Regions from separate parts of the Homo sapiens genome. Here region 2 is linked to region 1. A link is an interaction called in ENCODE POLR2A ChIA-PET data of the cell type or tissue named here. Cell type or tissue: OCI-LY7. All regions are shown on one strand. Each heading gives the region's core, and the rest is flanking DNA. Links, peaks and the distances in the headings are about the cores only.

Evidence for each region. ChIA-PET counts read pairs that join two places held together with the same protein. Peaks named below come from ENCODE experiments on the same cell type or tissue, not always from the same donor. Only the 100,000 strongest peaks of a DNase experiment are listed, where the experiment ranks them.
Region 2: POLR2A ChIA-PET joins it to region 1 with 5 read pairs; 6 of 35 experiments call an interaction of 5 or more read pairs at or near these places.

The regions. Positions count from the first base shown.
Region 1 is chr13:49,758,465-49,761,384 of GRCh38, reverse strand. The region is part of intron 1 of KPNA3 (karyopherin subunit alpha 3); the gene reads left to right. Among named protein-coding and RNA genes, the nearest start is that of KPNA3, 33 kb to the left of the region's middle. RefSeq lists an enhancer at 1-619 and a silencer at 1,708-1,777. In OCI-LY7, for the core only: no CTCF peak of the experiment used is centred there; a DNase peak (open chromatin) is centred at 1,694.
Region 2 is chr13:49,815,710-49,818,629 of GRCh38, reverse strand. No RefSeq gene overlaps it. Among named protein-coding and RNA genes, the nearest start is that of KPNA3, 24 kb to the right of the region's middle. In OCI-LY7, for the core only: no CTCF peak of the experiment used is centred there; no DNase peak of the experiment used is centred there.

The DNA of each region.
Region 1 (2,920 bases), core at 163-2,662:
CGCCTGCAATCGCAGGCACTCGGCAGGCTGAGGCGGGAGAATCAGGCAGGGAGGTTGCAGTGAGCCGAGATGGCAGCAGTACAGTCCAGCTTCGGCTCGCCATTAGAGGGAGACCGTGGGGAGAGGGAGAGGGAGACTGTGGGGAGAGGGAGAGGGAGACCGTGGGGAGAGGGAGAGGGAGAGGGACCCTCTTCTCTACTACTTATATGACATCAGCACTGCATTAAAAAATATTTTTTTCTGTTAATAGCCAGGATCCAGTTGTTGTAGAACAGGTGACCTCCCAAAGTATGACGTCTTTCAGAAGTAACATATACTGTTTTTGTCCTACTTTTTTGTTATTAAGAATATGTATGTTATTTAAAATATAGGAATTCTTTTTAAAAACACGATACCATTATCACACTTGCCAACGTGATCATGGGGGGAAAGGGCAGCAGTGCTGGTGCAAGTCCTGGAATCCGAAGACCATAGAATCTGGAGTTCTGACAGCAAGAATTACTCTTGCCTCCTCTTTTTGTTCCATCTGGGCCCCAGCTTATTGAATGCTGCCCACCCACATTGAGAGTGAAACTTCCCCTATCAGTCTACTAACTCAAATGCCAGTCTCTTCAGGAAATACCCTCACAGGCACTGGGACAGCCCAGTCATTCTAATCAAATGCCTGACCGCCCGGGTTTTCCTTTCAGCAGAAGAGGGACGAGCTCAGTGCTGTCTGAACCACTGAGGATAATTAATGCTTTCACCAGCTATCTGGGTATCCCTTAATCCAGTCAGGTTGACACCTGGAATCAACTATTACAAGGTCCACACATTGCGATTGATTGATTGATGTGAACTCAAAGTCTCCTTTTTAATTTATGGTCTCTTAATCTCACCATCTTTGTCTTTTTTATGCACTTTATTGTTGGAGAAACTGGGTTCATGGAGGTTCTCATAATCTGAATTTTGCTTTTTTTTTTTTTTTTTTGAGATGGGATCTCACTCTGTCACCCAGGCTGGAGTGCAGTGGTGTGATCTTGGCTCACTGCAACCTCTGCCTCCTGGGCTCAAGCAGTCCTCCCACCTCAGTCTCCTGGGTAGTTGGAATCACAGGCATGTACCACCATTCCTGGCTGAGTTGTTTTTTGTATTTTTGGTAGAGATGGGATTTCATCATGTTGCCCAGGCTGGTCTTGAACTCCTGAGCTCAAGCAGTCTTCTTGGATTGCTGGGTTTACAGGCATGAGCCACCGTGCCCGGCTGGATTTTACATCTTATCATGTCACTTGACATGTGTATTGGCCCTCTGTATTTCCTGTAAATTCAAAGTTGAAGCTGGAGGCTTTATCAGATTCAGATGATTTGGGGGAATTGGGAACATGACTGCATCATATGTGATGGTTTTCTCTTCCATCAGAAAGGCACGTAGTGTCTGGCTGTCTCTTTCTGTTATGTTGACATCACCACTGAGGAACATTGTCTAAGTCTGTTATTTACTAGGATTTGTAAAATGGTGATAATCTATCACTCCTTCTTTAAGCTAGACCAGGGATCCCCAACCCTGGACCACTACCAGTCCGTGGCCCATTAGGAACTGGGCTGCACAGTAGGAGGTAGGCAGCAGGCAAGCAAGTGAAGCTTCATCTGTATTTACAGCTGCTCCTCATTGCTTGTATTACCACCCGAGCTCCACTTCCTGTCAGATCAGCAGCTGCATTTGATTCTCAAAGGAGCACAAACCCTGCTGTGAACTGTGCATGCGAGTGATCTAGGTGCATGTTCCTTATGAGAATCTAATGCCTGATGATCTGTCACCATCTCCCATCATCCCCAGATGGGACCTCTAGTTGCAGGAAAACAAGCTCAGGCCTCCCATTGATTCTACATTATGGTGAGTTGTGTAATTATTTCATATTACAATATAATAATAATGGAAATAAAGTGCACAATAAATGTCATGCACTTGAATCATCCTGAAACCACTCCTTCTACTTCCTAGTCCATGGAAAAATTGTCTTCTGTGAAACTAGTCCCTGGTGCCAAAAAGTTTGGGAACAGCTGAGCTAGACTACATCTATTAAGAGAAACCTTCCTCTCATTTATTAATTGGTTAGATTACCCCATGATAAAATTTGTTTAGAAACAGTAAAATAAATGCTTGATTCTTTTCCTTTATCAGTTTTCAAAATAATGAGGTAGTTCATTATCATCCTTCAGTGATGACAATTTAGTTGTTTGGGTTTTTATTTCCATTTCCTGGATTTACAGATTGAAATCTATGTGTGTTTGAATTCATTGTCTTATTGATAATTGATAATAATTGTATTGTCTTTGAACATTTGGAGCCTCTTCATGTTAGCTCTTGAGTAGTTTTTACAAGACTCTAGTCTCGTAAATATCTTTGATATTTGGTATGTTAAGATATTGCAGGCTTACCTTGTACCTTTTCTGCCCATTAGTTGGAATGAACCAGTTCTGTTTGCTATTGGTGGTATTTTTGAGAGTATTGTCTATGCACTCACTGATTTGGTCACTGTTTCTAGGCGTTGGAGATACACATCTCCAAGTAGACATCTTGGGGTGGATAGATATAGGATTAAAACAAAATTTTGTGTGTGTGTGTATGTATATAAACATATGTGTGTGTGTATATTTATATGTATACATATTTATATGCATATTTATATACATACATACACACATAAACACACACATATAATGCATATATTGATATTCCAATTCAAATTCAGGACTATGGGATTTTACTAAACAACTTCTATCATATATCCGTCTTTCTCCTAGGCCAAACTTCCTGTTTTTTTCTGACACCAGGAATAATAGAATATGACATTTTTACTCATTTGCTTTATTCCACATAGACACATAACAGTCTCAGAATAACAACACCAGCAGCGCTGCACCCAGTAATAGGGTTACC
Region 2 (2,920 bases), core at 275-2,774, 57 kb before region 1:
GGAGAGGGCTCCTAGGTAGGGAGGTGGCCAGCTCTGTGACTGTGGTTTCTAAATCCAATTTGTCACTAAAGGGAACCAGGGCGTCCTTGGATAATCACTGATTCCAGAGCTGAGGCAAGAAACGGACATTTTGGGCCGGGCCTGGTGGCTCACGCCCATAATCAAAACACTGGGAGGCTAAGGTAGGCGGATTGCTTGAGCCCCAGAGTTTGAGACCGGCCTGGGAAACGTGGCGAAACCCTGTCTCTACAAAAAAAGAACTGCACTGGGAGGCCGAGGCGGGCGGATCACGAGGTCAGGAGATTGAGACCATCCTGGCTAACACCGTGAAACCCCGTTTCTACTAAAAATACAAAAAAATTAGCCGGTCATGGTGGTGGGCGCCTGTAGTCCCAGCTACTCGGGAGGCTGAGGCAGGAGAATGGTGTGAAACTGGGAGGCGGAGCTTGCAGTGAGCCCAAGCTTGCAGTGAGCCGAGACTGCACCACTGCACTCCAGCCTGGGCAACAGAGGGAGACTCCGTCTCAAAAAAAAAAAAAAAAGAACTGCAAAAATTAGCTGGGCATGGTGGTAAGTGCCTATAGTCCCAGCTACTTGGGAGGCTAAGGCAGGAGGATTGCTTCTGCCCAGGAGGCGGAGGTTGCAGTGAGCTGAGATTGTGTCACTGCACTCCAGCCTGGATGACAGAGGGAGACTCTCTGTCTCTCTCTCTCAAAAAGAAAGAAAAGAAAAGAAATAGACATTTTGACATGCTGGAAAGTAACGAAGCTTTCAGAGATGACTTGGTTGTGTCCTAAATGCTTAGGTTAGGAACCAATAGAAAGAAACTCACTGTTCAAAGATGGAATAATTCAAGCATCCACACTGGATTGAAATACATCAAATATGTTAAAATCCATGAGTTTATAATTATACCAGAAAAAAAATTCTCATAGGTCACCTTTACGGGTTGCTAGGGAACCAACTCATTACTCTGAAAACTGATTTAAAAAGGGAAAGAATTGAGCATTTGTCTTTTGTATATGAACTGTATTTCAGGGTAACTAAATTGTTGTTGAGGGAAAGGTCTTCTTTTAGAAGCATTTCAGCTAATAGATGAAGGAGGAATGATAGAATTAGAATACCATAATTTTGCAATCATAGAAATAATGTATCCAAGCACTGGTCATCAATGGCTGTTAAAACTATTAGGGGAAATGCTGATGGGGAACTCTCTAATGGATGGACTAAGCTGGCAATACCCGAATCCTCTAATTAATCTTAACATTACAAAAATGGGAGGGAAGCAGACATGTGCCCCTGATGAGATGCAAAAGCTCGCAACACCACCTATGAAATAACCTTGTCAAAATATCAAGCTGGAATTGTTCAAGGCTGTAGATCTAGCAGACACTTTTCAGGAAATACAGGGCTTAGGGAAACAGGTGGAATGACACCACAGGGATGCAATCAGCAAAATTCAGAATGTGGGAAACTCAACAGGACAAATGGCCCAGTTTCTCCAACAAATAAATTGGAAGAAAAAAAAGAAAAGAAAAGAAAAGAAGACAGGGCAGCTTGTTACTGAAAAGAGAGCCAGTAGACATATTAGCCAACTGCAGGTGTGAATCATGTTTGAATACTAATTTAAACAAATTGTAGAAAAAAATTATGAGAAAATTGGAGACATTTGAACTCTGAATATTTGTCAATATTAACGAAGTTTCTTAGGTGTGATAAGGACGTCATGGTTATGCTTTTTAAAAAAACAGAATCCTTTTTTTTTTGGAGCTACATACTAAAATATGTATGAATGAAATGATATGAAGTCTGGGATGCATCTCAAAATAATCCAGAAAAGTGGTAGAAAATAGGGGAGAGAATAAGGGTTAGAGAGAAATAGATGAAATGGAATTTCCACACGTTGATAATTGTTGAAGCCTAATGATGGTCCATTACATTATTTTACCTATTTTGTATATCTTTGAAGTGTTCTATAATATAAAGTGTTTTAAAAGTGGGTGTGAGGGTGGCTGGGCATGGTGGCTCACGCCTGTAATCCCAGCACTTTGGGAGGCTGAGGTGGGCGGATCACTTAAGCTCAGGAGTTCGAGATTAGCCTGGGCAACATGATTTAACCCCGTCTCTACCAAAAATACAAAAAAAAAAAAAAAATTAGCCGAGTGTGGTGGCAGGCACCTGTAATCCCAGCTATTCGGGAGGCTGAGGCAAGAGAATCTCTTGAACCCGGGAGGTGGAGGTTGCAGTGAGCCAAGATCGCACCACTGCACTTCAGCCTGGGCGACAAGGCCAGACTCTGTCAAAAAAAAGAAAGAAAGAAAGAAAGAGAGAAGGAAAGGAAAGGAAAGGAAAGGAAAGGAAAGGAAAGGAAAGGAAAGGAAAGGAATGGAAGAAGGAAGGAAGGAAGGAAAGAAAGAAAAAAAGAAAGAAAGAAGAAAGAAAGGTTTTCTGTGACAAATGGGAATAATAATCCCTATTTTCTAACTGCAGGGCCAACATACAGGTTACCCTTTGTACTATTTTTCCTTTAGTAACCAATAATTTAAGGTAGACCCTCAAGAACTAGTTCAGGGGAGATATGCTTCTTTTCATAGACAAAAAGGCCCCCAAACCAAGGCTGGTCCTAGAATCTGATTAGCTGAGGTGTGGGTGGACTTTTCAGGTATCTCAGCAATGAGCAGGGCCAGCACTTGACTGGGTGATGAGGTCATGAGAGAGGCATAGCAGGCTCCCATGTCACCCTTCCTCTCTCTCTTTTATTTCTTCCTGCCTCTTTTGTGCTGCTTTGCCACTACCAGTAGCAGGGCTACTTTGTACAGTTGTGCAGGCAGTGCACTGTACAACTCCAGGGAACTACAGAATCTGGGTGAATGGAGCCTCCTGGACTTGTGCAGCATGACTGCCTCCAGCAGAAGCCTAG